Regions from separate parts of the Homo sapiens genome. Here region 1 is linked to region 2. Evidence: chromatin contacts called from ENCODE POLR2A ChIA-PET data. All regions are on one chromosome and are shown on one strand. Each heading gives the region's core, a stretch centred on a gene start or an enhancer-like site at or near the end of the contact. The rest is flanking DNA. Distances are from core to core; before and after follow the strand shown.

Region 1 (2,920 bases), core at 309-2,808, 46 kb after region 2:
GCATACCATATGTATGCACAGAAAAAAGATCAGGCCAGGTGCAGAGGATCACACCTGTAATCCCAATATTTTGGGAGGTCAAGGTGGGCGGATCCCTTGAGGTCAGAAGTTCAACACCAGTCTGGCCAACATGGTGAAACCCTGTCTCCACTAAAAATACAAAAATTAGCTAGGCGTGGTGGTGCATCCTGTAATCCCAGCTACTCAGGAGGTGAGACACAAGAATTGCTTGAACCTGGGAGGCAGAGGTTGCAGTGAGCCCAGATCAAAAAAAAAAAAAAGACCAGGTGATCTGCCCGCCTTGGCCTCCCAAATTGCTGGGATTACAGGCATAAGCAACCGCGCCCGGCTGGACACTTTTTTTGTGTTGAGACAGTGTCTTACTCTGTCACCCAGTTGGAGTGAAGTAGGGCCATCACAGCTCACTGCAGCCTGGATCTCCTGGGCTGATAAGATCCTCCCAACTCAGCCTTCTGAGTGACTACAGATGCATACCACCACACCTGGGTAATTTTTAAACTTTTTGTAGAGAGGAGGTATCATTATTTTGCCCAGGCTGGTCTCAAACCCCTGGACTCAAGCAATCCTCCCACCTCAGCCCCCTCAAAGTGCTGGGATTACAGGTTGTAAGCCACTGTGCCCAGCTACCGGACACTTTTATAATTGTAACGTGTATGAATCTTCTATGAAACCATTTGCACTTAATTCTAAACAGTGGTCATTAAGTAGTAACAAGTGGGTGGGGTGCAGTGGCTCACGCCTGTAATCCCAACACTTTGGGAGGCTGAGGTGGGCGGATCACCTGAGGTCAGAAGTTTGAGACCAGCCTGGCCAACATGGTGAAACTCCATCTCTACTAAAAATACAAAACTTAGCCAGGCATGGTGGCACACATCTGTAATCCCAGCTACTCGGGAGGCTGAGGCAGGAGAATCGCTTGAACCCAGGAGGCAGAGGTTGCAGTGAGACGAGGCCACACCACACTGCACTACAGTCTGGGTGACAGAGTGAGACTCCATCTCAAAACAACAACAACAACAACAAAAACTAGTAACATGTGATCAACTATGGGCAAAGCCCCTCTTATGAGAGCAAATGAGCCTTTCCACAGCTGCTGTGCTGCAATGGATAATGCAGTTACAGTCTGTCCACTTTGTACTTTTAAGTGCTGTAGAGGAAGAACAACTGCCAGAACAAATAGCAACTTGTTATTGTTTCAACAATTGAATGCTTCACAGAAAGGGGGCAGAGTTCCTGGTGTCACACACATCTGAGAAAGATGGCAAGATAAAAAATTTCCAAGGAAAATAAATCAAGGAAAAAGGAGAAGAGCATATAAAAATAGTTAAACTTTATCATGAGAGTTACCAAGGCTCTTCCTCTTATACACTTTTGGCCAATGCCTTCTGAGTCTCCTTCACCCCTTACATTAGTAAGGATTTTAGCTGGAATAAAAGAATATGAAGATATTCACACTATGGGCCTGCTACTTCTACTTGGCCAATGGACAGTAAATCAATTATGCCCTATCCTGTTATTCTAGTTTTCTCTCTCTCCACAGTTGGGCACTCTTGCCAACTCCTCTTCTATGCTTTTGATCTGGACAAGTGAAACTCTTATCAGAAACAGCTGTGTCTTATTTGTAACCTTTGTAAGTTCTAAACTAAAACTGCGTCTATAAGGAAGACAATGTAAAACAGTGCCATTAATCTACTCTGCCCACTTGTTTTTTATAGAATTGCACTTCCTTTTTATTTCATGTGATTTAAAAAACACAAGTGCACACATGCGCAAACACAGACAAATTAAGCTACTTGCCTAAATGTCATTCACTTAGTTAATGTCTAGGTCAGAACAATAATGCGGATTTTTAAAATTCTTAATCCATTTTCCTTTTCTTCAAGAAAAAAGATTTTTTTTCCTTGAAGAAAAGACCATTGCTTCTACAGCAAGCTTCAAACTTTTTAAAATGCTGACAATGTTAATGCTTTTGGCAAAGAACCATCTTTATATTTTGATAATGACTATATCCCTTCCCACTCTGGTAGCACCACGCTGATGCTCAGACGTGATGTGATGTTTATGTTTGCTTTGCTGTTTTCTGTTGCCCATCCAGGCCTTTGCCTTTCTCTGAGATGTGAAAAAAGTGGTGGGAACCATCAGCAACAGAACCTCAGTCTATAATCAGGTCTCTCATAATTTTATCTTTTCTAGTTAACAAAAAAATGCAAAAAACAAAGACAACAAAGGGACTTAGTGTTGGGGTCTGCCATGAATACTAAAGTGGCCTGGGGGTGTGGCTCATCAAGTGAAAATAAACCATTCAAGTCATCCACATCAAGAAGAAAGTTTGGGAACAACTAGGCCAGTGTTTGCATTTGGGGCCCTGGAGTCAGGAGAGTTACATTTCTCTTCTCTCTGCATAACTAACGCACCAAAGACAACCTACTTAACCTCTCCTTTAGGAAATATTAAGTAAGCTCCTCCAAAGAACAGCCCTGAGAGATACTTAAAAGTGTGTCTGGTCAGGTTATCTGAGTCTAACTTGCTACTTTGCAAGATCAGCTTTCAGCATTACTCTCAGAGATTTGTAGGCAGGAGGGCAGAAAGCCTATCTTAAGAAAAGTAGCTGCCTTGGCCATGAGCAAAGTTATAAGAGTAAAGTCACCAAAATTACACACCTAGTTAAGTTTAGGTGAATACAGTAGAGTTGGAAACTGGCTCCAAATGACAATTTAATTAAATCGTATCAAATGAATTGACACTATGAAAGAAAGTCTACTACTGCACACCAAACCCTAAGGACTGATGCTGCCAATGCTCAAAAGCTCCATACGACTGGCCTTTAATTAAGAAAGTAAAACCCAACCCAAGGATTCACTGTTAGGGCTGGCTCTGAAATGTAGATATAGCTATTTTA
Region 2 (2,863 bases), core at 206-2,705:
TGATTGGGTTCTCTCTGTATATGACTTGACCATTCTCTCTAGCTGCCTTTAAGATTTTTTCTTTTACATTGACCTTGGTGAATCTGATGAGTACATGCCTTGGGGATGGTCGTCTCATATAGTATCTAACCAGGGTTCTCTGTATTTCCTGGATTTGCATATCAATTTTTGTAGTGAGATTAGGGAAATTTTCATGGACTATATCCTCAAATATATTTTCCAAGTTGCTTATTCTCTCTCCTTCTCTCTTAAAAATGCCAATGAATAGTAGATTTGGTCTCTCTCTCTCTTTTTTTTTTTTTTTTTGAGACAGAGTCTTGCTCTGTCTCCCAGGCTGGAGTGCAATGGCACAATCTCGGCTCACTGCAACCTCTGCCTTCCAGGTTCAAGCGATTCTCCTGCCTCAACTTCCCAAGTAGCTGGGACTACAGGTGCCCACCACTACGCCTGGCTAATTTTTGTATTTTTAGTAAAGACAGGGTTTCACTATGTTGGCCAGGTTGGTCTCGAACTCCTGACCTCATGATCCGCCCGCCTCGGCCTCCCAAAATGCTGGGATTATAGGCGTGAGCCACCGTGTCCAGCCTAGATTTGGTCTCTTAACATAATCCCACATTTCTTGGAGGTTTTGTTCATTGTTTTAAATTTTTTCTTTATTTTTGTCTGAATGAGTTGATTTGAAGAACCAGTCTTTGAGCTCTGAGAGTCTTTCCTCCTCTTGGTCTATTCTGTTGTTCATACTTGTATTGTATTATGAAATTCTTGTAGTAAACTTAGCAGCTCTAGAAATTCAGTTTGGTTCTTTCTTAAAATGACTATTTCATCTTTCAGCTCTTGGATCATTTTGCTAGATTCCTTGGATTGGGTTTCAATTTTCTCCTGAATCTCAATGCACTTCGTTGACATCCAGATTCTCAATTCTGTGTCTGTCATTGCAGTCATTTTGGAATGGTTAAGAACCATTGTTGGGAAACTAGTGGACTTGTCTGGAGGTAAGGGGACACTGGCTTTTTCAACTGCGAGAGTTCTTGTGTTGATTCTTTATGTGTGGGTGAATTCTTGCACTTGGTTTCACAGGTGTATATATTAGCAGGATAATTTTTGTTTTTGCAGTTTGAGCTGCGATCCAGTAGATGGTGCTTAAGAGTAATGGCCAGTAGCTAGGCAAATATCCAGCCACATAGATCTTTTGTACTTTCTTGCATTCTCAGGTGTGCTCTGTGGTGTGGGAGGGGAGGAGATGGCTCCCTCACCAGGTCTGCTTCTGAGCCTTGGGGGTGCCCCCTCCAGTCACTGGCACTGTGCCTGCATTTTCTTTTGTTAGGTGTTCCGGGCCATGGGGCCCCCTCAGGCAGAGGCTGGAGCAGGGAGATATGCCGCACACTTTCCGGACCAGCCCTGTGGAGGGAGGCACACCCTGCTCCTACCCTAGTTCTCAGTCCTCTGATGGTGGGGGCTCCTCCCCTGCTCAAGTGTTGGTCTTAGATCTTGGCTCCATACTCCTAAGCTACATGCCACAGCCCTGGAAGTACCAGGAAGTCCCACAGCTCAGGGTGGGGTTATGGCTGTGCTGGGGTTTCTGATGTGCTCCTGAGTCACTGGGAAAATACTCAGGTGGAACAATGCACTCTGGCTGGGCTGCAAAGGGGGTGCTGTGTACACGCTCCTGCAAGGCAGCTAGGAATGGGCCTTCGCAGGAGCCAGTGAGCAGGAGGGCTTGCAGATATGCCCCAGTCTTACGGGGAAGTTAGCCCCGATCTTTCTTTTTTTCTTTTTTTTTTTTTTTTTTTTTTTTTTGAGATGGAGTCTCACTCTGTAGCCCAAGCTGGAGTGTAGTGGCGGGATCTCAGCTCACTGCAACCTTCGCCTCTGGGGCTCAAGTGGTTCTCCTGCCTCAGCCTCCCAAATACCTGGGACTACAGGGGCGCACCACCACACAGTTAATTTTTTTGTATTTTTAATAGAGACAGGGTTTCACCATGTTGCCCTGGGTGGTCTCGAACTCCTGAGCTCAGGTGATCCACCCACCTCGGCCTCCCAAAGTGCTGAGATTACAGGAGTGAGGCACTGCACCTGGCCCAGCCCCGATCTTTCTTAGGTTGGAGGTTACCTGGGGCCAGCACCTCCTAGAGGAAGATGAGGAGCCCTGGAGGGTGGGTGTCTATGGCTAATCTCTGCCAGAGCTGACCAGCACACAAAAGCTCCTGGGCTCCATGCCGACCACACTCCTGTCTGTCTTGCTCCCTAGAAAGATTCCCCTGCTGGCCAGGCACAGTGGCTCACGCCTGTAATCCCAGCACTATGGGAGGCCAAGGCAGGCGGATGGCCTGAGGTCGGAAGTTCGAGACCAGCCTGGCCAGTATGGTGAAACCCAGTCTCTACTAAAAATACAAAAATTAGCCGGGCATGGTGGCAGGTGCCTGTAATCCCAGCTACTCAGGAAGCTGAGGCAGGAAATCACTTGAATTCGGGAGGTGGAGGTTGCAGTGAGCCGAGATTACACCACTGCACTCCAGCCTGGGCAACAGAGCGAGACTCCATCTCAAAAAAAAAAAAATAAAAAGAAAAAAAAAAGAAAGATTACCCTGCCAGCTCACATGTCCATGGAGGATAAAGGGTCCGCCGTAGCTAGGCTGGTCTGTGGCAAGAGTGAGCTATCCCTCATTTCCTTAATACACCCCTTTCCCAAAAGCTATTCAGGGCCAAGAACTAGCACCAGCATTCAGATACTCCACACAAGGTTCCCAGCTTCCTCCCTTTTCAGCCTTGGCTTCAGCATCTCCTCACCAGCCACTCTTGGCATTTTCTCTCCTAAGAGTTGCCCAAATTATGCTGACTTGATGATTTGGTCTCTCTCGGTAGA

Evidence for each region. ChIA-PET counts read pairs that join two places held with the same protein, here RNA polymerase II (POLR2A).
Region 1: POLR2A ChIA-PET joins it to region 2 with 13 read pairs in T-cell. The contact joins two enhancer-like sites. POLR2A ChIA-PET finds 5 or more read pairs at or near these places in 7 of 52 experiments (AG04450, CD4-positive, alpha-beta T cell, Panc1 and 3 more).

What each region holds. Positions count from the first base shown.
Region 1 is chr1:50,665,863-50,668,782 of GRCh38, forward strand. All of the region lies in intron 7 of FAF1 (Fas associated factor 1), which reads right to left. Among named protein-coding and RNA genes, the nearest start is that of FAF1-AS1, 230 kb to the left of the region's middle. Within about 2 kb of position 1,559, at least 2 of the 41 ENCODE cell types and tissues checked have a DNase peak (open chromatin) inside an H3K27ac peak, as active enhancers do.
Region 2 is chr1:50,619,621-50,622,483 of GRCh38, forward strand. All of the region lies in intron 8 of FAF1 (Fas associated factor 1), which reads right to left. Among named protein-coding and RNA genes, the nearest start is that of FAF1-AS1, 180 kb to the left of the region's middle. Within about 2 kb of position 1,456, at least 9 of the 41 ENCODE cell types and tissues checked have a DNase peak (open chromatin) inside an H3K27ac peak, as active enhancers do.